Regions from separate parts of the Mus musculus genome. Here region 1 is linked to region 2. The links are chromatin loops, found by intact Hi-C in ENCODE. Cell type or tissue: left cerebral cortex. All regions are shown on one strand. Each heading gives the region's core, and the rest is flanking DNA. Links, peaks and the distances in the headings are about the cores only. Region 1 overlaps Gm42377 (a long non-coding RNA gene). Region 2 holds the start of Usf2 (upstream transcription factor 2).

The links. Hi-C counts contacts between places; a loop is a spot of excess contacts. Peaks named below come from ENCODE experiments on the same cell type or tissue, not always from the same donor. Only the 100,000 strongest peaks of a DNase experiment are listed, where the experiment ranks them.
Region 1: it touches region 2 in a loop (6-fold over the local background); 3 of 42 quality-filtered maps call a loop at or near these places.

Annotation. Positions count from the first base shown.
Region 1 is chr7:31,009,209-31,024,814 of GRCm38, forward strand. It overlaps Gm42377 (a long non-coding RNA gene), which reads right to left. Exons shown (of 3, transcript XR_881943.2): 2 at 14,420-14,489. Among named protein-coding and RNA genes, the nearest start is that of Gm42377, 12 kb to the right of the region's middle. In left cerebral cortex, for the core only: no CTCF peak of the experiment used is centred there; a DNase peak (open chromatin) is centred at 8,519; H3K27ac peaks cover 222 bases.
Region 2 is chr7:30,949,225-30,964,830 of GRCm38, forward strand. Usf2 (upstream transcription factor 2) reads right to left here and starts at 7,579. Exons shown (of 10, transcript NM_011680.2): 1 at 7,472-7,579; 2 at 7,158-7,204; 3 at 6,925-7,043; 4 at 6,576-6,776; 5 at 6,066-6,216; 6 at 5,882-5,969; 7 at 5,520-5,578. The coding sequence starts at 7,533. It overlaps Lsr (lipolysis stimulated lipoprotein receptor), which reads right to left. Exons shown (of 10, transcript NM_017405.2): 4 at 13,587-13,643; 5 at 12,874-13,020; 6 at 9,929-10,090; 7 at 9,751-9,810; 8 at 9,526-9,657; 9 at 8,765-9,396; 10 at 8,546-8,677. The coding sequence ends at 8,642. In left cerebral cortex, for the core only: CTCF peaks have their summits at 4,862 (motif pointing left), 6,801 (motif pointing right) and 7,005 (motif pointing left); DNase peaks (open chromatin) are centred at 4,419, 6,888, 7,679 and 8,315; H3K4me3 peaks cover 3,019 bases; H3K27ac peaks cover 3,391 bases.

The DNA of each region.
Region 1 (15,606 bases), core at 5,931-10,930, 62 kb after region 2:
GCTGTCCCCTGCCTGCTTCCCAGCCCACCGAGATGTCCTCAGACAAGGACAGCTAGATAGAAGCTCCAGGCTGAACACTCATCTCGGGGTTAGGCTGGGGATGTGGCTGCCGGCGCTTTGGGGGAGATCCACGGTCTCCTCACTTGCCTCTCTGGACACCTTCCTTCCCAGAAACTTAGAATCTTGGGTGAGGCCTTCATGATGGAGAATCAGAGACATGGACTCCCAAGTCTCTCATTCAAACTTGTTAGGTCTTACCCCTCAGATGGGTTCTTAATAGGTAACCCGGGCTATCCTCAAACTGGTGATCTCTCCTTGCCCCAGCCTTTGAGGTGCTGGGATTAGGGGGGAGAGCATAAGTTCCTGTGTACATAAGGGAGGTCAGAGGACAACTTTCAGGAGTTGGTTCTCGTCTTCTGCCATGTGGGATCCAGGGCTTGGACTCGGGGTTGACCAGGCTTGGCAGCAGGCATCTTAAACAGCTGAGGCGCCTCAATCTCCCAGGAGCTGATTACCCATCAGCCCTGTGACTGTGTTAACCCCTGTGTGGATCTGTCTGCTTCTCCACCCTGTTGTCTCCCATTAGCCTCCTCTGTTCTTGCTTCTTACCACCTAAAGCAGGAACTAGAATTCACCACATTTTGTCTGAGTGCATGGAGGGCCAGTATCTACTTCATCATAAATACAATTACTTGGTGACAATGCTGTATCTAAGCTTTTTGGGTTTTGTTCATGGTAGTGGTTGGTTGACTTTTTTTTTTAATAGGGTTTCTCCGTTGTAGCCCTGGAGTTTGTGCTGTAGGCCAGGCTGGCCTCAAACCCAGAGATCCACCTTCCTCTTCCTCCCAAGCGCTGGGATTAAAAGTGTGTGTCACCACCACCTGGCTGTATCTTTGCTTTTGAAAATCTAATTTCAACCAGGCATGGTGGCTCATGATTTTAATCCCAGCACTTGGGATTCATTCATTCATTTCCCACTCAGTAAAGCTGTAACAGATACTGGAGAGCCCCCCCTGCCCCGCCTCGCCCCGCCCCAAGGCTTCCCTGGGACAGGAAATTCACTGGGGACTTTAGAGTGAGGAGACTTAATGGGATAAAGAATGTAGGGCAGCCAGGGGTGATGGCACATACCAGCAATCCCAACACTCAGGATCAGGAGTTCAAGGTTATCCTCAGCTAGATAGCTGGTATGGGACCATCCTGGGCTATATAAGACCTCATCTCAAAAAACAAAAGGGCTGAGAGGATACGCCTATACAGCGTTTGCCATATGAGCCTGAGAACCTGAGTTCAGAGCCTGACCCCAGCACATTAATAACCACTAGGCACTGCAGCATGCACCCTAACTCCAGCCTCAGGGGGCAGGGACAGGTGGGCTCCCTGAGCTCATTAGCCAACCAGTGTAGCCAAATCAATGAGTTCCACGGCCATCGAGAGACCTTTTCTAAACCTTAATGAGTTAAAATAAGGTGTAGGGCTGGAGAGATGGCTCAGGGTTAAAAGTACTATGCTTGATAGTGTAACAGGACCCCAGACCTTAGCACAACTGACTCCATGATGGAAGAGCCATTCAGGCTGTAAAGCTCAGCACGCAGACAGCAGCACCTACCAAAACTAAAATACCTAGTCCATCAAAGCCCATAGTTCTGGGAAAGTCTCCAAATGTAGTAACCTTGCTTTTTGGCTTCTGTAAGTTCTACTTCTGGCTAACTGTTGTTAATAAGTATGTCAACTTAGGATTTGGTTTTTGTTGGTATACTGGGATCCCAAGCACAGAGTGTTGTAGTCCCTGGCTGGCTAATAAAGACTTTCTATTGGCTTAAACCTGTGTCTAGGCAGTCTTACCTGGTAAATACGTCACAACATTTTTGGAGGTCCCACTGAGGTCCTAGAGCAAGTTCTTGAGACACAGTGGGTGGCTTGGGGGGAGGGATGGTGTCTCAGAACCCCTTGGAGCAAGGATGAGTGCAGTGGTCAGGGGACCCCTAGGGGGCGTGCAACCTGAGGTCCAGGTCCCAAAGATTTCTTTTAGTCAATTGCTGCCTAACACTTTGGAGGAGTCTGACACCTTCACCACCACCCCACCAAAAAACAAAACTAAACTAAAAAGAAGTCACCTGTTCTGTCACCTCCAGAGGTAAATCTGGTTAAGACACCTTCTGTCTCTACACATAGAGGTCAGCCTCAGCTGCTGGATTCCTCTGTCCGGGTATATAAAAGTGTGGTAGCCACCCCCGTTGTGCTTACTTTCTCTTTCTCTGAGACACACCCCCCCAAGCCTCCCACTGTGTCTCAAGAACTTGCTCTGGGACCTCAGTGGGACCTCCAAAAATGTTGTGAGGTATTTACCTGATAAGACTGCCTAGACACAGGTTTAAGCCAATAGAAAGTCTTTATTAGCCAGTCTCTTGTCCCTCCTCCTCCTCCTCCTCTTCCTCCTCCTTCTTCCCCCTCTTTTTCTTTTTCTCTCTGTCCCCCATCCTGTGTATGTCAGTTAAGAGTTCCATTGCTGCCAGGCAGTGGTGGCACATGCCTATAATCCCAGCACTTGGGAGGCAGAGACAGGAGGATTTCTGAGTTCGAGGCCAGCCTGGTCTACAAAGTGAGTTCCAGAACAGCCAGGGCTATACAGAGAAACCCTGTCTCGAAAACAAACAAACAAACAAACAAACAAAACAAACAAACAAAAAAAAAGAGTTTCATTGCTGTGACGAGATATCATGACCACGGCAACTCTTATAAAGGAAATCATTTAATTGGGGCTGGTTTACAGTTTCAGAAGCTTAGTCCATTATCATCATGGCGGGACAATGGCAGCATGCAGCCAGACATGGAGCTGGAGGAGCCGAGTGTTCTAAGCAGAAGGAGACTGTGTGCCACACTGAGTGGAGCTTGAGCATGTACAACCTCAAAGCCCGCTTCCACAGTGATGCAATTCTGACAAAAGGCCACACCATTCTCTATGGCCAAGCATTCAATACAGGAATCTATAAGGGCCATTCCTATTCTCTGCCCCCCCCCCCCAGGGGTGTGTGTTTGTGTGTGTGTGTGTGTGTGTGTCTATGTATTTCTGCCAATTTTGTTTCCTTGTTGTGATGGTTTGTATATCCTTGGGCCAGGGAGTGGCACCATCTGGAGGTGTGGCCTTGTTGGAATAGGTGTGACCTGGTTGGAATGGGTGTGTCACTGTGGGTATGGGCACTAAGACACTTGTATTGATCAGTGTCTTTTTCTGGTGTGAGACCCCTCCACAACCCTGCTTAAGACCTGTGCCTCCTCCTGTTGGGGACCTGAATCCTTTTGGCTCTGCCAGGTCACCCAGAGTTGAGGGAGGGGGACCTTTATTGTCTGGGAGCAGAAGTGCTTGCTTGTGACGGTCATGGATGAACACCTGTGGGTCATCATTAGGAAAGAGGGTAGCAGGATTAATGGTGGTGGAATTCTCAAACTAGACTCGAGGGTGGTCCAAGAGTATTGGGTCATGCAGTCCTTAGACAGCTGGTGTTCTGGTGTTCCCCGGAGGAGGGTCCCAACCATATGGGGTGCTATGAGTTATAAGATCCTGACCCTTAGTTTCATTAGACTAACAGTAGCCACCATAGCTCTTAGACAGGTGGGCCAATCCTGTGGCCAGAGGGTCCAACCATTTGGTCAGGTATGTCAGAGGATGAAAGATAAAACTTTCAATTGCATGGGAGCTGCAATTGTTGTGTTAACTGAAATGATTTGGGCTGAAGCCAGGTGGCTCAGCTCAGAGAGCAGAACTGATCGATCTGACACAGGCTCTCAGATAGCGAAAAGGAAAGTCGGCCACCATATACACCACGTTCAGTGCTTTTACTAAGGGGTATGATCTATAAAGAAAGAGGGCTTCTCACCATTGGGTAAAAGGACATTAAGAAAAAAAAAATCTTGGCCCTCTTAGAGGCTATTTGGCTTCTGTCGTCCATTGCCAGGCTGCTGACTTGGCTGTCTGACAAACAGTCCTAAGACCAGTCAGGCCTGTTGATATTCAGATGACATACTACTTGGTACTGCCTGAGACTCTGGTAAAGAAATGGACAACTCACACCCACAGGTTGATGGAGAACACCAGAGGGAAAGACCATTTTCCCAGGAACAACTGGCAGGACTCTGGTAACTGACCTTTATCACCAGGTTATTCATCTGGGGTCCACAGAACTGAGTTACTCAGATCACAGTATGTTTGTTACACCTGCACTTAGTCAGCCTAGCCCAGGATGTCTCAGCCAGATGCCAGGCTTGTACTCAAGTGAAACTTAAACATAGAACCTTTACCCAGGAAGGGGTCCAAATGAGAGACCAACACACCTGCCAACTCTGGGAACACTGGCTTCACAAAGATCAGCCTGCCAGGGGAGGATAAAAGTACTTGCTAGTTTTTAAAGATACCTTTTTCAGGTAGGTAGTAGTGTTCCTCACCCAAACAGACACTGCTCAGATAGTAACTAGAAAGCTCCTCCGGGAACTGATCCCCTGACTAGGCTTCCCCCTAGCAATGGGGTCTGGCCGTAGCCTGGCTTTCATAGGAAAAACTTCTTAATTAATAGCTAAAGCTTTTGACATAGAGTAAAAACTTCATTGTGCATATAGGCCTCAAAGTCCTGGCCTGGGGTAAAAAATGAACAGGGCATAAAACAACACAACACCACCAAAAAACAAAACAAAAATCCCCTCTATAAAACTCTCATTAGAGTCCAGCAGTAGATAGACAGGTCTTGTTTTGCTTCCACCCACGGCACCCCATATAGCAAGGGATTTATCCCCTATTTTTGGAAGACCTCCCCCACTGCTTCCTAGGCTTGGAGACCAGCAGTTTGCAGAACTCTAACCATTTCTTTCTCAAGTCACTAAGGCCCTCCAGTCCTTCATAAAGGCTTGGCACTCGTCTCTCTGAGAGGCCCAGCCAATCTCTGAGTCCACCAGCAGTATCCCTTTGTTTGAGGCCCGTGATGCTGTCTGGATCAAGCAAAGGGAACTGACTTGGAAAGGGCCCTACATGGTGATGTTGTTCCACTCCTATGGCTATGAAGGTAGCTGGCATTACACCATGAATCCACTGGACCAGGTCAAGAAAGCAGAAGCCACAGACAGCTGCCAACGCCAAATGGACTGTGGAAAATCAAGGTCTCTCATCAGGCCTCAGCTCGTTCAATGCCAATGTAATCCAATGCTGATAAAATTAAAGGTCTGGAAGGAAGAGTCTGGCCTTTGGGAAACAAGAAAAACCTGAGGAAATAGACTCTATATCCATTGGAATAACCTGAGGACAGGTTTATTACCCCCCCCCCCCAAAAAAAAACCCCTGCCCTTCTGGGTCCCCAGACTTAGGGTCTTATTAGAGATTTCCTATCCATGGCAAAACCTTGGCCAATTTTCCCCTCTAAAGCACTTGGTACAAAATTGGCTAGGATTTCTGGTTATGCTTAGACACGTGGTCCCCGTGCTATACAGGGATAGGAACTAACCGCACTGTCAGCCCTTTGACTGACGAAACTCACTGACTCAGGGCAGCCCAAATACACATTAGAGGACTTACAAAGGTCTAGTATCCAACACTTTTAACCTAAGCATTCCTCTTATTCTGATACCTGCTACTCTGGGTGAATTGGTCTGGACAACATCATTGCGTCCCTGAGAGCACCCGGTGGATGTGTACTGATGGTTAGACTGAATGTACCTCTTCTGATGCTTTCTAAACTGAGAAAACAGGCAAAGCAGGGCTTATGCTTCTGTTTCTCACTGAAAACAAGTTAAATTTCCTCGCAGAAATGGCCCTACAAAACCAGAGAGGCTTAAGGCTTCTCATGAGATAAAGAAAACCGTATGGCTTTGGGAGGAACCTGTTGTTTCTATGCTAATTGATCAGGAGTAATTAAAAAAACCTTGCCATAGTTGGGGACATAATTGGCACCAGTTTTTGTTCTCTTGGTCACCCTGGCAAACGAGTCTGTTATCAGCACTGGCTGGGCCTTCTATTCTCACTCTGACTGGATTAACAGCTAGGCTCTGCATCTTAAACTAAAACAGGATAAGTCCATGATTTGACTAACTCACTAAGACCAGTGTAGAATGTAATCAGGGCCCCAGACTTTGTAGGTCCTCAAATCTTAGTTTAGTTTGTACCCTTTAGAAGCAAACTCCTACATTAACTCACCTTCAAAGCTATATTTTTGCGTTAGTTAAAACTCTTTGGAGAGGGACTGGAGGGTCAGCACAGAAGTTAAGAGCATTGGTTTCTCTCCAGAGGCCTTGGGCTGCAAACACCCATCAGAATCCCGGCTGACTTGCTTGTGAGAGCTTACCAACTGGTTCCAGTCCCTCGTGGTGGCACCAACATGCATGGCCCCACTAGGAGTGTGGCATTGCTTTTGTTTCACTGTGTTTGTGGGTGGAGAGCATCAGAATGGCTTCTTCGCCAGTCCTTTCCTACCCTAACGTCCCTCACTGCAGGAGTCAGGGGACCAATGTTGACAGTCTTTCTGAATTTATTTATTTATTTGTTCTCCCCTCCCCCTGACTCCCCCCCCGCCCATGTGTAGTTACCTTTCTACTGCGATAAACACCATGACCAAGACAACTTATAGATGCATAAACTTATGATATGACTGTTCCATTGAATGGTTAAAGGGAAAGTTTTTATTGTAGTTATGAAGGAACAGCCAGAGGCACTTGGAAGAGTCCAGAGTAGAGCAAGAAAGAAGTGGACTGTGCATGGCCAGCAGACTGGATGGGTGAGGCCAGGGATATCTGTGAGAAAAGGGAGAATGGGGTGAGGGATAGAGAATAGAAAAAAATAGTGAAAGAAGCAGGAAAAAAGAGCGAGAGAGCAAGGGAGAGAGAGCGAGGGAGGGAGGGAGGGAGGAAGAGAGAGAGAGAGAGAGGGAGAGAGAGAGGGAGAGAGGGAGGGAGGGAGAGAGAGAGAACACATTGAGAATACTAGAATTATATGGGAAGAGAAACTTGCAAGAAGCTAGGTGTGTTAGTAGGGGGGCTGAGAAGGGTTAGGATGTGTAACAGGTACTTGTGATACAGAGGGAGCCTGGAGCCCAGCAAGCTCTTTGATTTGCTGATAGGCCCCACAGATAGCCATCCACCCCTCTGCTAGAGGTAATGATTCCTTTTGGTAGATGGGAACCAGTTTCTGAGGAATGCTGGCTTTTATCTAACTATCAAAATCTGTGGGAAAACTTTGCTAGTTAAGGCTCTCCATAATCTACCACTGACCAGACAGCCTTCTGGAGCTCTTCGAGTGTTGGAGGACTCCTTTCATTAGGAGGGTTTCTCCTCCTCTGACCTTGTCTAGGCGTTCTGAGTTCCCATCCTCACCTCTTCCCGAGACACCTCGTGTAACCTCAATTTATAGGATCAGTTTTCTCTCTCCTGACAAAACCTGTGCAGCCATCACCTGAGGTTTCTGAAATGCTTCCCCATGAAGCATTCCAGGGACCCTCAGCCCCCAGCCAATGACCTGTGCCCATCCTGGATGTCCCTACCCTCAGTCCCCCAAAATGTTATAAGCCTTCAGTCACCCTAAGTAAAGTTGATCTGCCTTCTGACTGAGGATCCCCGTGTGATGTATTCATCATACATACTCACAGGGCTTCCCAACACCCCCTCCCTCTTGACGTTTCTGCTCCCACTGCCCTTGTGGACAGCATTGGCCAACGATTCATTAGAGTGGGGACACCCACAGAAATTCTCCTGCAGCCCAGGTTGAGCTCATTTCTGGATATTTGGGCTATCTTTTGGAGTTTAGAGAATCCAGTTTCCTTTGGAACTAACAAGAGAAGGAGCTTATTTGAGCATATAGTTCCAGAAGGTCAGAGTCCATAATGGAGGAGCAGAGATGTTAGCAGCAGGAACAGGAGACTGAGGGCTCACATCCTGAACTACAGGCATGGAGCTGAGAGAGCAAATAGGAAAAAGCCTTTAAACAATCAATGCCTGCTCCAGTGACACAGCAAGGCCACACCTTCCTCCAGCAAGGCCACACCTACTAAGCCTTCCCCAAAGAGCATGACCAAATATTCAAATGTTTGCTACTAGTGGGGACTGCTCATTCAAATAACCATAGTGTGCGTGCATGTGTGTGTGTGTGTGTAAATAACCAGAGTGGATTCAGGGGAGCCTCTGTAAGATAGGCTTTCCCCACCCCACCCCCACTACTCCCCAGTGCCCCCACTAGCAGACCACAGTGACACTTGACTCCCTGGGAATAAGTGGCGTTCAGGCCCCGAGTGCAATAAACTTTGGAAAGCTGACTTATTTCCCTCTCTCCGCTGCACAGCTCCACCCTATATGCCTACAGCTCTATCTGGAGAAAGAGTATCTGAGAGAGGCAGACAGCATGACAGGTATTGGCAGCATGCCAAATTCCTTCCTCACGGGTACCCAGCCTCTTCTCCAGTCACAGATCCAATTGTGGGAAATGATTGGAGGCTCTGATTTTTTTCTGTTTTGTGGTTTGGGTAGTATTTCAGGATTCTGGACCCAGAACCCACCCATTCGGATGGAGTGTTTCCTTTCTAGGAATCTCACATAAACCCACAGACGCCAACTGCACCTGTGAGTCAGAGAGCTCGTCTTGCTATTTTGGCTTCACTACCCTCTGTAGGAACCTGCTCGCCTTGTCTCTGCAATGAGGCACCACGCAGCCTGGCACTGTGGTTGCACCCATTTAATCCCAGCACCCGGGAAGCAGAGGCAGGCAGATCTGTGAGCTCGAGGCCAGCCTGGTCTACATTGTGAGTTCTCAGGCCAGCCAGGGCTATACAGTGAAATCCTGTCTCATATAACTAAGTAAACAAATCAATAAGCAGAGTTCCACAGCACCCTTGGTATCCCAGACTCCTTACATACGTCTCCATTTAAAATTTTCCGTTCAAAGGGCTGGAGAAATGGCTTGGTGGATAAAGTGCTGGGTGAGGCTAACGACCTGAGCTTGCCCTCCAGAACCCACATGAAGGTGGAAAAAGAGCTGTCCTCTGACCCACAGAGGACAGACAGACAGACACACACACAACAGACAGACAGACACACACACAAAAACAATTTTTTTTGAGCCAGGTGGTTTGAATGAAGATGGTCCTCATAGGCCCATAGGAAGTGGCACTATTAGGAGGTGTGGCCTTGTTGGAAGAAGTGTATCACTGAGGGTGCACTTTGAGATTTCAAATGCTCAAGTCAGGCCCAGTGTCCTTCTCTTCCTGCTGCCTGCCGATGCAAATATAGAACTCTTGACTCCATCGCTAGAACCATGTCTGCCCAAATGCCACCATGCTTCCTACCATGATGATAATGGACTACACCTCTGGACCTGTAAGCCAGCCCCAATTACTTGTTTTCCTTTATAAGAGTCGCTATGGCCATGGTGTCTCTTCCCAGCAATAGTAACCTTTAACTAAAATACAAGGTTTCACTATAAAGCCTTGGCTAGCCTGGAAATCACTATGTAAACCTCAAACTTACAGAAATCCTCCTACCTCTGCCTCCCAAATGCTGGGATTAAAGGTGTGCACCACCATACCTGGCCATAATACAATTAAAAAAAAAAAACTAAAAACAAGTGGATAGCTCCTGAGGAATGGCACTCAGTGTTGACCTCTGACCTCCATACTCACACATACATGTACATTCACACACTCACACATGCATGTGCATTTATACGTGCACATACCTACCCATAACTGCCCCCCATGGAAATTCCAGTTTAATGGTTGTCCTTTTATTAGAGTTTCTGACCTACAAAAGGACCTCTTCAGAGCACGTCAAAGATGCCTGTGAGTCACTTCATACATTTATTTCTAAGCCCACAGTGAAAAGTGGCCCCTTAGCCATTCTGGCGCGTGTGCCTAAGTGAGTCTAACACCACAATACAGTTAGTGGGTTGGCCTGATGATGCTTGTATTCTAATGCTGATATTAGTTGCTCAAGACTGGTTACACTAGAGACAAGAGAGTCTGCAGGTAGATGCTATGTGATCTTGCCCACAAATTATTTCTGATTAGTGAATAAAGATTTCAACAGTCAATGGCTGGGCAGAAGAGACATAGGTGGGGTTTACAGTTCCTGGGCTTGGTGGGTCAGAGGAGAACCATGGGGAAGAAGAAGGAGAATGGAGAAGCTGCCATGGGTTAGGGGAAGTCATGAAGACTGGCCCTGAGGGCTGGCCAATTGGAGTAAAGAGTAGTCCAGATAAAGCATTAGTAAGTAATAACTAGAGGTTATCAATAGGAAGGAGATTTTAGTAACATAGAGGGTAGACCTCTGCCCAGCTCTTGTGATGTTTAAGGCTTCCTATAATTAAGGTTGTGTGTGTGTCTTTTATCTGGGAACTCAATGGTCCAAAGGAGGGGTAGAAACCACGGATTGGGAGTAAGTTTCTACAACACAACAGAGTCACCATCATTTACTCGAGTCTCCCTCAGCCTTTGAGTTTGGTTGAGCCTGGAGTCTAGTAGCAGGTCTGAGAAGAAGTAAAGGGGTGTTTCCAGAGCATCATCTGCACCCCACAAGGCAACCACTCCAGGAAACCAACTGTGCCAGCAGCTCCAGGCAATGGAAGGCACACCTGCATGTGGGGATGGAAACCTCCCCCCCCCAAAAGGACCTAGATGTTGTGATCCCCAGGTGTGGTGGTTTGGATGAGAATGCCCCCCCCCCAGGTGTGTATGTTTGAATGCTTGATTCCTAGTGGGTAGAACTGTTTGGGAAAGATCAGGAGGTGTGGCCTTGTTGCAGATGTGTTACTGGGAGTGGACTTTAAGGTTTTTTTTTTTCTTCCTTTTTGTCCCTCTTTTTCTTTTTTCTCTTTTTCTTTTTTTCTTCAAAATAATAGTTTTATTGATTAGGAATCTCACATCATGCATCCCAATCACACTCACTTCCCAGTCCTCCCAGGTCCATCATCCACCACTGTGACCTCCATCTCTCAAAGGAAGGACAGAGAGGAGGAGGGGGAGGAGGGGGAGGAGGGGGAGATTGCAGAGGAAGAGTAGGAGAAGGTCCAATTTGTGTTGCTCATATACTCACTGGAGCACGGTCAAACTCCCAGGGGCCAACCCCTTAAAAAAAAATCAGATTCTTCCCAACTCACAACCCCTCCAGGAGCCATCAACTCTGAAGAGATACACTTCAGCATCCTTATCACAATTTTTAAGAGTTCTCTTTGACAGCTTTCTGTCTAGACTGTTTCTTTTTGGGGGTGGGGGTAGGGTAAGAGTAGGGCTTGTCACAGAAGCCATCCATGTCCCTCTTTCTCAACTGTGCATCTGCGGTCATCAATGTCACTGTCAAAGTAGCTTCCTTGTCTTTTACAATCTGCAGGAGCACAAATCATGGACTTCCACGTGGTTTCTGGCGATAGCATGTGCCATGGATTTCGGCACAGTTTCCAGGGCCGTACAGACGATGCATATCAACACAGTTCTCTGCTGTAGCATGGGACACAGATACCGTCCTAGTACTCAACAGCAACAGAGGCCAAGGTCATCAACGTGGCCTCCTGGGCAACATGGACGATGGCACCAATAGAGTCCCCCATGGCAGCCCAGCCCGTGGACATCAACATGACTTTAGGTGGCAGCACAGACCACAGTCACTCACCCACATGGCTCCAGGCAGCAGCTTACACCATGGACATCTGCCTGACTCCCGGTGGCAACATGGGCCATGAACACTAACACGACCCCCAGCTGCCCCAGGACCATGGACCATCATGGACCTCGTAGCAGACAGACCACAAACATCAACCTGACCTCAGGTGGCAGCTCAGGCCACTCACATGAACATACAATGGTCCCCAGCAGTGGCATGGCCCATAGACATCAACATGACCTTGGGTTGTAACACGGGCCTTGGACACCAATACGGCCCTGGCTACAGGAGGGCTACAGGCCTAGACATGGCCCTTGGCAGCAGCATAGATCATGGACACCAGCATGGTGGCCACACTGGCCATTCACATCAACATGGCCCCCATTTCCAAAGATACTGGTGATTAAGTAACTAGCCACTTTCATCCCCTTCTCCCCTCACCTCTGCCTCTCTCTTCCCTCAACATTTCCAGTTCAGGATGTGAGTGACTGCCTCAGAACCAAGCCTGCTGCCTGCTACCATGCTCCCCACCACAATGATGATGGACTAACCCTCTGAAACTGTAAGCCAGCACCCAATTAAATGTTTTCTTTTCTTTTTTTTTTTTTTTTTTTGTTTTTTCGAGACAGGGTTTCTCTGTGTAGCCCTGGCTGTCCTGGAACTCTCTTTGTAGACCAGGCTGGCCTCGAACTCAGAAATCCGCCTGCCTCTGCCTCCTGAGTGCTGGGGTTAAAGGCGTGTGCCACCACGCCCGGCACTAAATGTTTTCTTTTTAAAGTTGCCTCTCTCATGGTGTCTCTTCCCAGCCATAATACACAGTAGCTAAGTAAGATACCAGGTATACTGGAATCTTATCCCATGTTCCCATGCTTTAGTCAGGATCACATCTCCTCTCAGCCCATGCCCAGACTTTGACAAATAGCATACGTAAGCTTGGAAGTTCAGGTTTTGTTGTAAGTGAACCATTCTAGAAATCAGACTCGGTATTTGCTTTTCAGAGCTGGCGTAGTCAGTGCTCTATTGCTGAGAAAAGACACCATACTCCTGGCAACACATAAAAGAAAGCATTTAATCTCGGGGGCTGGCTTACAGTTTTAGAGGGTCAGTCCATTACCATCAGGGTGGGGGGCACAGTACTGGAGCAGTAGCTGAGAGCTACATCCTGACCCATGAGCACAGAGAGAGACTGGGCCTGGCTGGGGCTTTTGAAACCTCAAGGTCTCACAACGGCAACCCATTTCTTCCAACAAGGCCACATCTCTTAGTCTGTGTCAAATTCTTTATCAGCAAAGCTTAATCCTTCAATCTCATCAAGAAGTTCCACTCCCTGGTGACTAAGCATTCAGATATATGAGCCTGTGGAGCCATTCTTATTCTAACCTGGAATCACATGACTCTGGGAAACACAGCGCAGGTAGAAAGTCTACAGGGAGCTTCAGATCCCTTATGCAGCTCTGGAGCATATGTCCCTGACCTCATCTGGTCCCCAAAGCTAAGCAGGCTTGGGCTGGGAGAACTTGAACTAGAGCCTTAAGGCTCCGGACTCATCATTTTCATCCCTCAACTCTGCCACACTGTGAGACCCCCCTCCCATATGTCACTTCTCACTGAGGTGTCTGTGGGGGCAAAAACTCTGTCATATAAAGCCTGCGGTCTACAGGAACCTGATAGAGGAAAGTACTGGTGCCTGAGTAACAATTAGCCAGCTCCTGCCATAGGCCATTAACGTCCCCTTTCTCACTGGAAACAGGGCAATGAAGGAACACCTTTAAATCTAATTAGGTCAGAGAGCAGTCCCAGAGAGCCCAAGGCTCATCTATGAGTTCTTCCTTCTCTTCTCTGACTGCCTCCTCTTCTTCCTCCTCTTCCTCCTTCTCCTGTTCATCCTCCTCCCCTTCTTCTTCCTCCTCCTTCTCTTCCTTCTCCTTTTTTTCTTCTTCCTCCTTTTCCTCCTTCTCTCCCTCTGCTGATGCTGGGGCTGGGACCCAGGAATGCATGTTAGGCAAACATTCTACCACCGAGCTCCACCCCCAGTGAAACTCTGTTCTTCTGAGCCATTCTGAATACCAAATTCTGTATCAGCAAAACTTAATCTTTAACTCACACACAGATACATGCACACACGTGCACAGACACACATAAACACTATACTCGGATACACACATGCACACATACATATATACACACTATACACAGATACAAACATGCACACACATATATACATACTAAACAGATACAAACAATATATACACACTATTCACCGATAAACACATGGACATATATATAGTCATGCTAGATACAGATACATACATGCACATACACATTATATACACACTATACACAGATACACACATATTTATGTACACATACATGTACATAAATACACAAGTATACACAGACTCTGCACATGAAGACACACACATAATATACATATATAAAACCATACACATACTATATACACAGACACACACATACATATATACATGCTATAAAGACACACATACATATGTATACACAATACATATATACAAAAGTATATACATACTATGCACACAGACAACATACACATGCACACACACATATCACACACTATACACTCACATACACACACACACACACACATACACACACACACACACATACACACACACACATACACAGTTTAGCCTTGAACAAGCTGGAGTTAGTGAGACTCTTTAAAGCTGTGCCCCCCTGGGATGGTGTTAGAGTTCAAAGCCCAAGAGCAGATCAGGCAGGTGGGGTCAAGGACAGTGAAGAATGACTTAGAACCCACACATACAAACTAGAGCAGGCAGGATGAACTGAGCCGGCCACTTCAGTCAGTTTGCGATGCCTTTGACCTTAGAGTGCTGTAACAAGACACAAGAGGCAGCTGTTATTCAAGTGCCAGTTGTTCCTTGGGTCTGAGACTCTTCTTTCTCATTCTCTTCTGCTCTCACGGGGATCTCGGGAGCAACAGGTCTGACAAGTCAATGGCTTGAGACTAGAGCCTAAATCACCCCTAGGCAACAATAACTGCTTATCTTGAAAAGGCTCTACCTGACCAACATCAGCTAATGACCCAGGTGGCCATATAATTGCAGGACTTTTGTCTGGCCTGTGAACACAAAGGAGAGGACCCCTGTGTGTTTGACTTTCTGGAGTCCCTTTGCTGATGAACTCTCTAGTCCTGGATCATTAATTTTTCCTGTCTGTGTTTTCAGAGTCGGGAGCTAGCCCTGGATTAGTCTGGACTCATAGTTGGGCTTCTGGCCTAGGACACATTAGTGTCCTATACAACTAACAAACAGTGTGGGTGTCTTGCTGGAGCAATCAGATGGCCAAGTACACAAGTTACACTCAGGAATTGGAAAGGTTTGAAGGAGGATCAAGGGAAAGAACACCATTTGGGTGGAGAGAATTCTGGGAAATGTAGTTTAAAATAGCCAAGTTACTACTGTGATGGTACTTGGAATGGTTTTCAATTGCTTGCTTGCTTGCTTGCTTGCTTTCCTTGGGTGTGCATGTATGTGCATGCACATGCACGTGCAGATATACATTTGCATGTGAATACATGTGATGTCAGAAGATAGTTTTGACTTGTATCTCCAGGTACCATCTACCTGGTTTTGTTTTGTACTGCAACTGTGATGTGAAAACCTTCCTCTTAACCGTACCATGGAATGGCTGTGTTGTCAGTGTAGACTGTGTGTGTGTGCATGCCCCTGTGTTTTAATTACTTTACTACTGCTATGATAAACATCATGACTAAGGCAACTTACAGAAGGAAGAGTTCATTTGGGTTTACAGTTTCAGAGAATTAGAGTCCATGACCATGGTGTCTGGGAAGCTTGGACACAGGAAAGCACCTGACTCAAGCAGCGAGCTGGGTACTCTCATCTTAAAACCCAAGCAGGAAGCAGAGAGAGCAAACCTTAAATAATGTGTGGCTTTTTAAAAAGAGACAGTCTCTTATGGAACCTGGAA
Region 2 (15,606 bases), core at 3,985-8,984:
AAGGCCATATAGAAAAACTGTTTCTAAAACAAACAAACCAACCAACCCCCACACCTCATAGCACAACCTTCCAGGACCAAAGGAAGAGCAGGAGCAGGAGCCATTAGCACGCCTCTCTCCATCACCAAGAAAAGCAAGAAAATAGGAGGCTGGGTCCCCCTGGCTCCCTCAGTCAAGCTGCCTCCCTGTAGAGGAGAGGCCCTTTCACAGCGGCAGGTACCACCCACCATGGTTCACGTGGCTCCTTCTCCAGGCTTGTCCTCTCACAGAGCCCAGGTTAAGTTTCTCAAAGAACTGGAACCATGTCTGCTGTGTTCTGACTACAGAGAACTGAGAAATCAAACAAAAATGAGATCCAGAGCTCTACTACATGTCTGCAAATTGGGCAACATGCTTCCTGAACAACCTAGGGTCAAAGAGAAAATCACAGAACTGGAAAATATTTTGATATAAATGATAATATCAACATTTGCTCAATCCCATGAAACTGAAAAGCTTCTGTAAGGCAAACAACTCTGCCAGCTGGGACAAAACGGCAGTGTACAGGTTGGGAAAGGGTCTTCACCAACTCTACATCTGACAGAAACAACTCAAGAAATTAGACATCAACAAACCAAATAAACCAATTATAAAATGAAGTACAGAGCTAAAAGAGAATTCTCAACAGGAATCTTGAATGGCTGAGAAGCACTTAAAGAAATGTTCAACATCCTTAGTCATCAGGGAAATGCAAATCAAAATGACCCTGAGATTCCACCTCACACCAGTCAGGATGGCTAAGATCAAAAACTTGAGGGACAGCAGATGCTGGTGAAATGTGGAGCAAGGGGAACACGCCTACATTGCTGTTGGGAGTGAAACTTGTGCAACCACTTTGGAAATCAATTTGGCAGTTACTCAGAAAACGGGGAATAATTCTACCTCAAGGCCCAGCTACTCCACTCCTAGGCATATTCCCAAAAGATGCTCTACTATACCACAGGGACACTTGCTCACATGTGTTCATAGCAGCTTTATTTGCAATAGCCAGAAACTGGAAACCACCTAGATGTCCCGCACCTGAAGAGTGGAGAAAGGAAGTGTGGCACTTCTACACAATGGAGTACTACTCAGCTACTGAAAACAAAGGCATTATGAACTTTGCAGACAATGGATGGAACTTGAGAACATCATCCTGAGTGAGGTGACCCAGAGTCAGAAAGACATGCACGGTATGTACTCACTGATAAGTGAACATTAGCCATAAAGTGCAGGATAACTAAGCTATGATCCACAGACCAGAAGAAACTGGATAATAAGGAGGTCCCAAGGAAGGATGTGTGAATCTCACTCACACGGGGAAATGAAATGGTCATTGGAGGTGGATGGAAAGAGAGAACTGGGTAGGAGAGGGGGCAAGGAGGCAGTCAGGTGTGGGGAGAGGAGTGGGCAGGCAAGGGCTGGGAGCGAGAATGGGAATCGTTGGGAGAATGCAGGGCGTCTATGGGGTGACTCTAGTTGAGATTCCTACCAGAGAGGGATGTAGAGACGAAAGGGCCACTTCCTGTAGCCAGGCAGGACTTCCAGAAGAGGCAGGGGGACATCTATCTATAAAGCCTTTAACCCAAAATTTGTCTTGCCTACAAGATGTGCAGGGATAAAGATGGAGCAGAGACTGAGGGAACAGTCATCCAATGACTGCCCTGACTTGAGACCCATCCCATGTGAGAGAGTCTAATTAACTAACTAACTCTACTAATGATACTCTTGTGCTTGCAGACAGCAGCCTAGCATAACTGTCTCCTGAGAGACTTCATCCAGCAGTGGATGGAGGCAGATGCAGAGAGCCACACTCATCAGGTGGAGTTTGGGGAGTCTTGTGGAAGAGTAGGGGATAGAAGTGAGCAAGTCAGAGGGGTCAAGGATACCACAGGAAGACCCAGAGTCAACTGACCTGGGACCATGGGAATTCAGAGCCTGGGCTACAAACTAGGGAGCATGGAGCTAGATCCCCTACACATTTGTGGCAAATGTGCAATTTGGTCTTCAGGCGGGCCTCCTAACAAGTGTGTGTGTAGGGGGCGGGGGGGGGGGGGATGCTGTCTTGGTCTCTGTTCTCTGCCTTTGGGTCCCTTCCCCCTACCTGAACTGCCTGGTTGGGCCTCAATGAGAGAGGATGTAGTCCTGCTGGGACTAGATGCCCCAGGGTGGGGTGGTACCCAAGGAGGGGCAATGTGTGTGTGTGTGATCTGCCAAGAGGGATCTGGGAGCAGAGGAGGGAGGGGGACTGTGGTCTAGATATAAAGTGAATATAAATAATAATTTATTACAAGAAAAAAAGAGAGCGAGAATCAAATTAGAAAAACAACCAAAACAAAAAAAACAAAACAGAATAAAAAAACCTATTTGTCCAAATGGGCCTGAAGTCTACAGTCAGAAGTCTGTAGCTCTGGTTTTGCATCAGGAAAAGGTTTGTTCGTTTATTTTTTCTTTAAGACAGTGTCTTCCTATGCAGCCCAGCTGGATTCTGCCCCAGCTTCACCAGTGTTGAGATTACAAGAGCATACCATGATATTCATCTTTTAAAAGAAAGATTTGGTAATCCCAGCTACTAGGCAGGCGGAAGCAGGAGGCTTCTAAGTACAAGATCAGTCCGGATAAACAGTGAGACTCTAGGGGTATAGTTGCTGGCAGAGCACTTTCTTAGCATGCTCCAGGCCCTAGGTTATAGTCCCAGCGCCATAAACAAAGAACTCAAAACAAAACAAACCACAAGGCAAAACCCCATGCACCACCATAATGAAGAACCCAAGCAGGACCCTCTTACAGTGAAAACCAATAAAGCAGAAAGAGCTGTCCAGCCCAGCACTTAAAGACAGGTTTCATGGCAAGACCTGCACTGCTATCACCATTAACAACAGGCTCCCCAGCCACCCCTTTCATTCAGGCTCCCGACAGGTCCCTTGGTACAAATGTGCAGTTTCCTCAGGCCCCTGCTAGTACCCTCTGCAACCCACCCTACAGAAAAACCACAGGGGAAAAAGACGGAGAAGCTACATGGAGACTCTTGTCAGCACAGAGCCCTGGGAAGGAAAGGGTAGAGCTCTGAAAGTCACCCTGCCTTGTTTCTGGCAGGGAGCATTTTTGGGGCCTCTCAGGAAGGCAGGCAGTGTGTGCTATAAGGACAACACAGGTATGAGAAGTCTCATGGACAGCTAGACATGCCAAGATTCTGAGTGGCAATTTCAGATGACCAGGAAGTAAAAACTGCATCTTTTGGACCGCGCCAAGCCCCAAGAGGATGGGAAGAAGCAACTATCACCTTTTTGGATAAAAGGAACAAAAGACTCTGGTGCCGGGGATGTTAGGGGTGTGACAACTAGAGCTTCGGTGCACCTGCGGCCGGCGCTTACAATAAATGGAAAAGAACTCAGGCCCAGGCCTTAAGAAACACTCCATGCTGCTCCTCATTTATGAGAACCTCTCTGTAAAGACAGCCCAGGGACCTTGCGGTGACCCTCAGGCTCAGCCTGGAAAGCCTGTGAGGAATATCAGGCTGTTGCAGGGATGGAGGGAGGGACAAACAATGAACATCCCCAAGGGTGGAGGTGGGGTGAGGCTAGCAGTCACAGCAGATGTGTGGAGCTCAGACTGGAAAAGAAGCTAGAAGATTTGGCAATGACGTTGTCACAGGTGACCTTCAATGGGGCCAGCCTGGTAGGCTAGACTGCCAAGCTCCAAGGAGGACGGAGGACAGGTAGGTGGAGGTTCAAACCTTTTACAGGTTAGACGCCAGAGGGTTGGACTGAGAGGCGAGGTTATGGGTGAAAAACAACCCCGGGTGAGGCACAGTGACCCTTCCCGGCCTGCTAGCCAGGCTGCCACAGCCTGAGGCCACTCCGAGGCGGGCAGCTGCAGTGAGGCCAGGGTTTGTGGAAACTGAGGGTTGTGTTACTATCATTTACATCAGACAACACAGCTGCAAAGATGGAAAACCAGACCTGAGTTGGGTGGAGGAGCTGTCACAGCCTGAATAACCCACTAGAGAAACATCTAACTGTCCCCAAATCACATCCAAAACAACCTCAAGGCTCAGTTTACCCTTTCCTTCAAAGCCACCTGACCTAGGCATTAGGCCTCAACCTAGCAGATCCCCCCGAATCTGGCTCCGTATGCCCATCCTCTGAATCCCGACACCTCAGACCAGGCCTCTCCCTTCCCAGATACAGGACTAATACAGACTTCTTGGGTTTCGGTTCCTCATCATCCTATCAGTTTGCATCCACACACAGGCCCCATGAGGGTTTCCCCGTGGTCAGACTACATCCCCAGGATCAGGAAAACCAATTAGGGAAGAGCTCCTAGAGACCCCGCGTGAGCCAGCCTGGTAGGTTTCCCCTCAGCACTAGGATGAAGCTTCCTCTTTCCCTTCCCCATTCTGCTCTTCCTCAAACTTAAAAGTGTGTCTGCCCCTGGCCTAGACACTTGTCTGTGCTGTCCCCAGATCCCCGAGAGAGGCCTCTGAAGCTCGTGTTGACAAGTCTGCTCCTCTTGCTTAGCTTCCTCTCCTCCAGTACTCCGGCATGCTGGGGGCACATGGCAATATGTGCAGCTTGTCTCCTACCAAGGAGTGGTGAGAGTCCAGACCTTGTCTCTCTGTGTACTTGAGGTCTAGATGGGGAGCTGGTATAGGTATGTACTTATTGGCTGAAAGTCTGAACTTGCCACTTAGAACAGCAGTGGCCCCCACCATTGACATCAAAGCACTCCTAAGTCTTAGGGCCTTGTCTAGACATCTGAGGCTTCACCCTGGCTCATTCTTAAAGAGTGTGCACAGAAGTTTAGCAACAAGCAAACAATCCCCTTGAAAGAACTTGACTCTTCATCAGCCTGTGTGTCCCTCTACTGGCCAAGTTCTTGGAAAAATCTTCCTGGGGTGACCTCACTTCAGCACGTTAGCAATCCCTTAGCCACAAGCTGTCCTTCACAATTCTGACGGACTCCCTAGGCCAGGCTGCAGACTTGGCACAGGGCCTGTGCTGTGTTGCCCTGCCCTGCCTGGGATCCAGGGTCAGTAAATATTTGTTGAGTGATGGCTGTTTGGGTATTAGAACTACCTTACACTGAGGGCTGCTATGTGCTTAGCAGTGGTGACCTATCAAGGCTGGGAGACCAAAGGACAGCACTAAAGGACAAAAGACCTCAGGGTGGAACATGGAGCTTCCGGGAAGGGTAGGAGGCTCTGGCTTCAGCTGGCCAGAGGCTGCCCAGGTAGAAATGGAAGCCTGCTCATGAGGTCAAACCCCATGTGCAGATCTGGGGTCCACCACTTCAAGAGGATGGCCAACAAATCAAATCAAAATCATAGGCGGGCAAGAGGAAATATCTGGCCAAACTGAATGCACGCCCTCCATCTTTCCCAACATCTTGCCGTCCTCCGCCAATCAGCACTGACCTAACCACTCAGCATGCACGTCTCCAGCATCTGGACATGTCAGGCAATGGGCTCAAGGCACCCAGGAGCACTCCGCCATCCTTACCTTCATTGTGCTGAGCTCTTCTTCTCTCATCTCGAGGAGTTCTGGTTCCATCAATTTTCCTAAAGCAGAAGGGGAAACGACAGCATTTACCAAGCTATCAGACTTGACAAACACCTTTGTTTTTAAGGTACTGGGGATTGAACCCAGGGCTTCGCAGAATGCTAGGCTACCATTGGGTTAGCTCTTCACAGTTATCTTTCAAAGCAAATCCCCGTGAAGAGAGGGTGGAAATAGATGAAAAAAATTTAAACTGATACTTCCGAAGCAGAAGCTCATAAAACCCATACCCCACTCCTGCTGTATGCTGACCAGCCCTGAAACCCTCCCTTCCCTCTGGCTCCAACAATGGGACTGGCACATACGGAGAATAGGGGTGTGTCCGGGGTGCAATTGTCCTCTGTGTGCCTGTCTGAAGCACATCCTGGGGTGTCATCATGACATAGAACTGGCCTGCAGGGAATGTGCAGCGAACATCAGTAATGGGTCAAGCTGGAACTGCTTAAATGGTTTCCCTAGCTTTACCTCAGAACCCTTCCTTCCCCTTACCTCCGGCCTGTAGGCTCTGGTCTGTAGTTTGAACAGACACAGCTGTGGTATCGCCCACACTGGATGCTGGAAAATAAGCAAATCGTGCCTCCCCGCTGACAGCTTCGGCCGCCGGGCTGCCACCATTGCTGAATGGATTTTGAATTACAGCCTAGGGAGGAGTACACATAGGCCATCCTTAGCCACCCCTGCTATGCCATCTTTGTTACTGGTATCGGTGTTTGTTTACTATACGGTGAGGCAAGGGCGTAGCCTACTGTGTGTGCCATTCTGTACAGAATCTCGTCTCTGACACCATTCAACCATCATTAGCTCTACTCTTTCCTCTAAGAAGTTTTCCAGTTTTGCAATGAAAAGTAACTCCAAAAGACCCTATCCAACGCCTGTGCAAAACTCTGACCAGACCTTACACAGCCGGCCAGCCCAGAGAACATCATGTGTGTGTCACACACCCCACCCCCTGGGCCTTCCCCCTCCCCAGCCCCTCCCCATAAGTCGCGGGCCACCTACCAGCGGGAAGGGTGCTGCGGGACCTGTGGGTACAGAGGCAGCGGCAGGGCCGGGGCGCTGGGCTGCCCCGTCCACACCCACCTGGGTCACAGCCTGCTGCCCCCCCGCGAAGGCAGCGGTGGACACGACGCTGACGGCGCCGGCCGCGTCGCCCTGGCCGTCCAGCTGACCATCAGTCACCTGGACTACGCGGTATGTCACCTGCAGGGGGCGGCAGAGCGACGAGACCGACGCTGGGGCCCGAGTGGGGGACAGGTCGGAGCCTCTCCCTGTCCCGCCGCACGCGTCTGCCCTTCCTCAGCTCACCCCGGCGCTGGCCCTCCGGGCTCCCGGCCCACGGCCGCCTCACCTGGCCTCCATTACTCTCTGTACGGAACTGGTACTGGATATTGTGGTCGCCGAACGCCGCCTGCTGGACACTGGCGATGGCCACCGCCGTCTGCTCCTCAGCCCCCGGGCCGTCCCCGCCTGTGGGGGCAGCAGGGCAGGGGGCACGCTCAGCGGGCGCGCGGGGCCTCCCGGCGTCCCCGGCCTGCAACCCCGGCGCGGGCCGCAGCCCCCGTGGCCCCCGCAAACACTCACCTTCCTGCAGCTCAACGCCCTCCTCGGCCTCGGGTCCCTTGTCGTGGCTGCGGGGGCACACCAGGGGCAGGGCCCGGGGTCAGCGAGGCCCGCACCCCTCGCCGGGGCGCAGCGGCCCGCCGCCCGCCCTCCAGGCCCGGCCCCCGCTAGGGTCAGCACCGCTGCCGAGCCCCGGCCGCCCGGATCCCCTCCCCGCGGCCTCCATTTTGAGCCGGGCCCAGAGGCCGCTCGGGATCATGGCGGCCCCTGCGCGCGGGGCTCGAGGGGCCGGGGCCCAGGGCGCGCGGAGGGGCGCGAGCTGTCGGCGCGCTTACCTGGCGGCGGCAGCAGCGGTGGCCGAGGAAGCGGGATCCAGACCCGGGTCCAGCATGTCCATGGGGGGGGCGGGGGGGAGGGGAGGGGAGGGAGGGGAGGGGGCGGGCGGCCGGGGGGGCCCGAGCCCGGCGCTCACGCCGCGCGGCAGGAGGGGACGGAGGAGACACGGGAGCCGCTTGCGCTGATCACGGGGACAAACAGTGGGGTCATGTGAGGAGGAGATGCCGCCGCCGCCGCCGCCGCCGCCGCCGCTACTCCTGCAGCTGCCGCCTCCTCCTGCCGCCTCCGCCCGCCGCCGGCTCCGGGCGGTGCGAGGCTCCGGGCCACAGCTCAGCTGCCCCCCGCCCGCCGGCCCGCCGCACGCGGCCTGGGGCCTGCTTCCCTGAGCGCTCGCCGCCGCCGCCGCCGCGACTTGAGCTTTTTTTTTTTTTTTTTTTTTCAACAGGGCCCTGCCCGGATGGCGGCCGCCCTGTTGCCCAGATCGCCAGCTCCCGCGCCCGCCGCCCGGCCTAGCCCGGTCCGGCGGCGGCGGATTGTGGCTGCAGCTGCCGCCGCTTTCTATCACCCCCCCCCCTTCTCTTTTTCCTTTTTTTTTTTTTTTTCCTCCTTTACTGGAGCTGCGCGCGCGCGGTGGCGGCGACGGCGCGATCCCGGGGCGGGCGGGCGCGCGCGCGCGCGCGGGAGAGGGCAGGCCCTAGGGAACGCGCGCGCTGTCTGTCTTTGGTGACGGCCGGGCGCGTACACACACATAGGCCCGGGGACTCTACACGGGACCACCACCGGTTGGAACGCAGGCCCGGCTGGAAGGCCGGCAACACGGATGCGGGGCTCAGATCGCCGGGGCACAGGGTTTGAAGACTGTAAAAGTAGGTCGTATAGGAGCCCGGAGGTTGGGGAGCCGGGTTGCGCGCTCGCGCGCTCCCGAAGGCGCATGCGCACGTCGGGGCGGGGCAGGGCGGAGGCGGCAAGGGGCACGTACTCTAGGCGGCTGGCTATGAAGAAGGCTAAAGGCCTGTCTGGCCGCTTCTTTTGCTGGTCCCCCTCCTCTCAACTCGTGCAGCAAAACAAGAGGCTTAGATCTTGTGATCAGGAATTTTATTAGGCTTGGTGAAGAGTTTCATCAATATTCCAATTAAAAAAGTATAAAAGCTACATAACAAAACGTGGGATCAGACGACTAAACTTTCCCGACTCAGGGCCAAATTCTGCAAAGGAGAAAAGAAAAAGTGTTAATTGTACGGGCTGGAGGAAGAGGCGTCCTGAAGATCTGAAGTCAAAGGGTCTAGGCTCACCTTTTTCATCCTCCGCTCCCTCGAGGCCTGCGAGTCAGTCTCAGAGTAAGGCGGAGGTGCTGGGGGATAGTGGCCCTCCTCTTCTTCTTCTTCTTCCTCCCTGTAAACGCGTCTTCTCTCCCCAGCCCCTTTTTTCTTTAAAGCCTCTTCTAAGAGTCGCCCATCATACTGAGGGTCCCGTGACCTGAAGCCAGCATCCCGAGGATCGTGGGATCGCTGACGGGATCTGGGGTCAGCACGTGGATCCCTAGACCTCAAATCATCATAATAGTGGGGATCTCGGGAATGTGGCAAGTCTCTAGGATCGTCGGGGTCATAGAGGTCATCCCGGCTGCGACTTCTCGGAGGTGCATAGGCCCGCCCTCTCCGTCCACTACTTGGGGGAGAAGACCTTCCTGATTCAGTGGAGCCAGGCCGGTTGATGTCATCTAGAGCATCCACAGAGCGGGCCCGAGGCCGCCCAGACCCCCAACCACCCCTTGGCTGTTCTTGAAGGGGTTCCTGCTCCCATGTTCTGGGACTCCGAGGGGAGTGGCGATTCCACTCCTCATCCCTGATGGGTGTGAGGGCAGGAGCCCTGGAAGGCCGAGATCGCCAGTCATCTTCATGGAGGGAGGTTACTTCACTCATGGCTGTAGAGAAGGGAGATATCACTGGTACTAAGACAGGTCCAATCTTGTCACCCATACACTAACACCCTCCCCGGGGAGCACCACAGGCAAGCATGCTTCATCCCCTTTAGACTCAGGTCTGCAGCTCACCCCGTTCCACTCGGCCATTGGGAGGGCCAGGCCGGGAAGGATCGAAGTTGGCTAGCTCCTTCTCCATATAGTATAGGACCCTCATGGAGTCATCTTGCTGGTTAGCCTGGATCCTGTAGCCACTTCGTACTTCTGAAGAGAGGAACAAGGTGATTGGTTTGGGAGGGGATGTGCATGTGAATCAACCCTCCAGGCAACGACCCCTTCAAAATCACAGCATCTTACCTGAAGATACGCTCCCATCCACTTCACGCAGCAGGGGCACCTGGGAGCTGTGGCCACCAACTAATAGAGACTGGTTATCAGTGACACTTGCCATTTGGAGCAGAGTTGGGCACTCCCAATCTCCCATGCTCCCTTCCAGCCCCATCCCACCTCTTGTCTGGATTCCCCAAGGCCTCACCTGAGCTGGTCCTGTCAAAGTCTCCAGGGTACCCATAGGGAGGACGCATGGGAATCATGGCAGGCGGAGGTGGCGGAGTCTTGGCAGGAGAGAGGTGGGTATAGATGCTGGGGGCATAGATGCTTGGCACACCTGAGGTGGCTGCTTTGCCAGCAGCATAAACTGGGAAGGCAGAATGGCATGAGCATGATCAGAAGCTGTGTGGCCCCATGCTGGAATGGGATTCTGGGACATGGTTCTGCCCTCCATACCACCCATGCAGTACTCTAGACTAGGGACACAGCCTTCACCCTACGTTCTATCTGACTTCTCATGGAGTTGAGAACAGCGGTGTACACTGATACATCAGAGGCCCAATCCATACATGGTGGTTTGCCAACAGCTGACAAGGGAAAGATTTCATGTGAAAATCCAGAGCAGTAGTCTGTGTTTGGGTACTAGGACTAAGTGTCTTTCCACTGAACTACATTCCCAACTTCAGCCCCTTCCCCCCTTCTTGAGACAAGGACTCCTAAGTGGCTGAGGAAGAACCCTAAACTCTGTAGCCAAGATAAACCTTGAACTTGAGGTCCTCCTGCCTCAGCCGTCATATAAACCAAGAAGGGCAGGTCTGTATCTAAAGGCATTAGTAGGCAAAGTCACTGTCATTATATAAAGCCCCTGTTCTGGGCTAGCTACTGTCCCCATAAGCTGGGCAGCCTAGCCTGTACTGTGGGAAAGTCAAGTCTGTTGGGTCCATAACATCCTGTCACCTCCCAGATGTAGTAAGTGGAGTAAGGCAGACACACGGGAGCCCCAGAAGTTACCTTGCCTGCACCCTAGAGTAATGCAGTCCCTTGCGGGTTTCTAACTACTGGCCTTACTCACCCGGCTGAGTCTCGCTTGACAGTTCAAGGGTGAACTGTCCTCAGGCTAGAGGCTGGGTGTTCTCCCCATCATTCACATTCACATTCATTGTGTGTGTGCAAGTCAGAAGATCACTTGCAGAAATTTGCTCTCCATCCACCACAGGGGTCCTAGGGATCAGACTTCCGCTGCAGGCTTGGAGCTGCTGCCTTTACTAACTGAACCAACCACCTTACTAGCCCTGGACTTTTTTTTTTTTAAGACTTCCATTTTGTGTGTGTGTGTGTTGGGGGTTGTGGACGTGGATATGTGCATTTGAGTATAGATGCCTGTGGAGGCCAGAGGAATACAATAGCTCTGAAGTGGGAAGTGCTGAACTGAGAATCAAATTCTGGCCCTCTTTATGGGAGCAAGTGTTTTTTTGTTTGGTTGGTTTTTTTGTTTGTTTTGTTTTTAACCACTGAGCTCTTTATTTGCTTTTTCAAGGCATGGTTTCTCGGTGTTACAGCCCAGGCTTGTCCTGGAACTTGCTTTGTAGACCAGGCTAGCTTCGAACGCACAGAGCACCAGGGCCAAAGGTGTGCTCCACCACACCCAGCTAATCTCTCCAGTCTTGAAGGGCTCCAGAGTTTTAAGACCAGCCAGCTTGAGTTAGGAAGACAGTCTTGAAATAAGTAAAAAGAGACCTGGGATATAGGTTAGTGGCAGAGTGCTTGCTAAGCATGCTTGTTCAATACAAAAGTTACTGGACTCTTCTTGGAACCCTACAGGCTTCCTCTAATTTGGGAGCAGAAAACTTAAGTGCTCAGCTCTCTCCACGAGGAGTCCCTTCATTAATTGACTGGCTGGGTTATAATTAGCAGCAGGCTAATACTTCCAATAAGGCAGTAAGGAACTGGGGCAGAGAAGACAGGAAGAAACTCCCATGGGGAAGCACTGGATTCCTAGGTATGTGACAATGGAGTCTAGATGGACCCAGCTCCAGTCTTAGTGCTCACAGCTCCTGGGGTTCTCTATATCCACATCTATAATATGGACCCACAGCCCATGTTAGGACAGTCAGAGCACGGAAGGCTTCTCCTTGAGAGTAGTGGTTCAAGCATACAGCTTGGCTGGTTCATCCTGGCACCTTCACAGTTGTCTCTTAGTGTTTGGAAGCCAAGAAGTTGGGACCCTAATAGAGATGGGAGCCTGGCTTTCAGGTCACACACAGAGTGTACAACAAACCCCCCGACCTGTGTATCAGTTCACAGCACTGTCCAACAGGGGCAGGTGTGGTGCCTGTTATGTGGGTCCCACCAAATGCTATCCACATGCAAACCTCCAAGTTCCTGTTGTGCAGAGCTCTGCTATAACCTCATCAGCCCATCAGGTACCTAGCTGGCCTCCAAGCCCCACTTGGCCCGTTCTCTTCTGTGGGTTATGTACCAGGGTACAGGGGTACCCAGACAGCCTCCCAGGGGGGAATTAAAGGGCACCGAGAGATGGAATTACCCATTTTCTTATCCTCTCTTCCACTGCTTTATGTATCTACGTCTTCATTCTACCCAGTTCCTATTCCCAACCCTCCACAGGTATCCACTTGGATGTGAGGAATATATCTAATACAGAGGCTCTACACAAGATGTGCAGCTTGAGTGGTTGTGTGCTGCTTAGCTTACAAACTTACCTTTCCACGTGAGGTTTATGCTTTGTTTGAGACAGGATCCTGTGTAGCCCAGGCTAGCCTCAGACTTCTACCTTCCTGTGATATTATCTACAATAATATCTTGGAATGTTGGGCATGATTATTTTTGGTGGTCTTGTTTTTGAGCCACAGCCATAAAATTAGCCTCTCAAAGGAAAAACCTCACAAGTTAGGGCTGTAGTTCAGTGGCAGTGTTTGCCTACTATGCACAGGGCCCTTGCTTCAATCCCCAACACAAGAATAAGAGAAGCCTCAAAACACAGGAAATTAAAAGCTAAAGTAAGTGAACAGTGATGGAAAGTAACAGGTTCTACACGGTCTGCTGTGCACACTGCCTTACTCTCCAAATCTGGAAGGCGGGCTAATGTGCCCAGCAGAGTTCCAGTGGGGGTAGCAGGTGAGGGGCACTTACGGGCCTCAGGGCAACAGCACTTGTCTGGGCAGCAGGGACATCTGACATAGCAGCAGCAGGTGTGGGGACAGCACTGGCACCAGCAGATGCCCAGGAGGAGGAAGAAGAGGAGGCTTGCCAGGCAGACCACGACCACAAAGAGCCAATCTGCAGAAGAAGAAGAATGGTCCCTGAGCTGGGTGGGCTGAGGAATAACAGGGATGGACAGGGCCCCCAGTCTTCACAGGGTGCTATGGAGCCAGCGCTGGGACAGGGGACTATCTGCAAAGCTCCTCAGAGAACCTGCAACTACAGCTTGGTTCTCTGTGCCCAAGACTAGGGCATAGCAACAGAGGGATACCCCGGGACAGCCTGCTTCAGTCCCCACATCAGAGACCTTATCTTGAGTTTAAATAGACAGAGCGCAGAGCAAGAGGGAGTCTGGCTGGAGCAACACAAACAGTAGCCTTCAGGAGGGGAAAGAGCCACAGCCCATACCCAGAAGAACACAGCAGGCACCAGTCACTCGAGTCCTTTGCCTATGCCCCAGAACCTCTTCAACCAGCCCAGACCACCCCAAGCCCACAGCCAGGCCACTAGATGTCACAGAATGGGGTAGGTTTAGTGGAGGTCTCCAGCGAGAAGTAGTTAGGGGGGTAGGGAGGGTAACTAGAAACAGAAGCAGTCTATGGGGGGGGGGCAAGAGAAGCCCCACCAGGGATTCCACCCCATACCTTCCAAGGGCCCCGCCCGAAAACCAGGTAGGAGCTCAGGGGCTTCTGAGGTCCTGCCTGGAGGGACAAAAAAAGAAAACAAGATTATGTTGGCCATCGCCAGCCCAAGCCACTGCCCTTAAGACCAGCTAGCTTCAACTGGTCAGTGGAAAACATGTCCCAAACAGTAAAGGAGACAATGGTGACTTAGGACAGTCCAGGCCAGAGGTGTATACCGTCCACCTTGCCACAGGAGCCCCATCACATACACCATGGATGCTAAGGGTTTGACCTCAGCCTGGCACTCCATCTCTCCCACGTACACAGGTCCTCTTAGGCGAAGTATGTGAACCCTAGAGCCCACCAAAAAGTTATTCTTTTAAACAGTCTCACACTGTAGTTCAGGTTGGTCTTGAACTTGAAGCGATCCTGCCTCAGTCTCCTGAATTCTAGGATTATAGGCATGAGCCACCCCTCAGGGCTCAAAATGAGGAACTTTGGGCAACTTAGGGCTACAAGGGGAATCTGTGGCTACTTGTAGGTTTGCCCATACTTCAGTGAGTGGCCCCATACCCGTGAGCACAGAGTCAATAATAACTGGACTCAGTAGGCTATTAAAAAAAAAGAAAAAAGGAATGAATTTGGAAGGGGAACATGTTCGGGGTATCTGGGGCAAGTTGGAGGTAGGGAGTGGGTTATGTACATGCATGTAACCAAAACATACCTGTATGAAATTATCAAAGAATAAACATTAAAAGTTAAATAGTAAAGTACAAAGAAATGATACCAAGTATATCACAATGAATTCTTTATAGTGACACAATTGTAAAATACAATGTATCTATTTTTGAAGTGCTTGGGCTTGAACCCAAGACCTCATTAATGCTAAGCATGTACTTCACTACCCAGCTACACTCCAGCCCACAGTATTATTTTCAGTGGAGTAAAGGGCCATGAAGGCACATTAAAATCATAGATGGACCTGGTTCCGTGACCCAGGAAGATCTGAGTTCTGTTCACAAATCAGGTCACACACGTAAGTTTCAAGACCCTTCTCTAGGGCATGGTAGAGGCCCTGTGCCCAACAAGCATTGTATCGGGAGAGTGTGCATATACACACAAATTCACACTCACACTCCACACCAATACGTGCCCTTGGCAGCTGGGCGTGGCGGTGTATATCTCTAATCCCAGCACTTGGTGGGTGAGGCAGGAACACTAGGAGTTTAAAATAGCCTTAGCTACATAATGAATTGAAGGTTACATGGGACTCTGGCTCACAATAAACAAGAAACAAAAACTTCCTTCAAGAAGCCAAAACTTTGTATCATGACAGTAGGTATACTCCCTCTTCCTTGGAGAGCACAGCTGGGTTTTGCACAGGCTCCCTCCCTCACACACCAACACTACCACCTTGATAACTACCATCTCCCAGTTGAATTATCTTGGGATTTTAAAAGCTTCTGAGTTTCAACAAGTTGTAGTGACACGTGCTATAATTATAATCTAAGCACTCAAGAGGGTCGAGATACTGGGGATACGGGGGTTGCCACTTTAAGCCAATTTGGGCTATACAGCGAGACCCCATTTAAGGAAAAAAAAATCCTAGTTCAATTTTAATACTAAAAACAACTAGGTAGAAACTACAAACATGGCACAGAATTCATGAGGTCCTCAGTGGTTCCAAGAACTGCTGAAAGTACATGCCAACGGAGGTCCCGAGGTCATCGGAGGGACGACCCCACCATTTGCCCTTTGGGCTGTGGCCTGAGCCCTCTGGACCTGTTCCCACCAGGCACTTGTTTACATATGAGGATGGCACTGCACGGCTGAAGCTTCTCTGGCATCCAGCACATGGCATGAAAGACTACAAGCTGGCTTCTGACTGGCCCAGGCAAGGAAGCCACCTGGCCAGACTGGAGACCCTGAGGACGCTCTACCCTACCCCTGTCACATTTTAGACACACTCAAAACTTTCACACACTGCTTAAGTCGCCTACAACCGTTCCCCCCCACCCCCCGGGGCAAAAGACAAATTTGT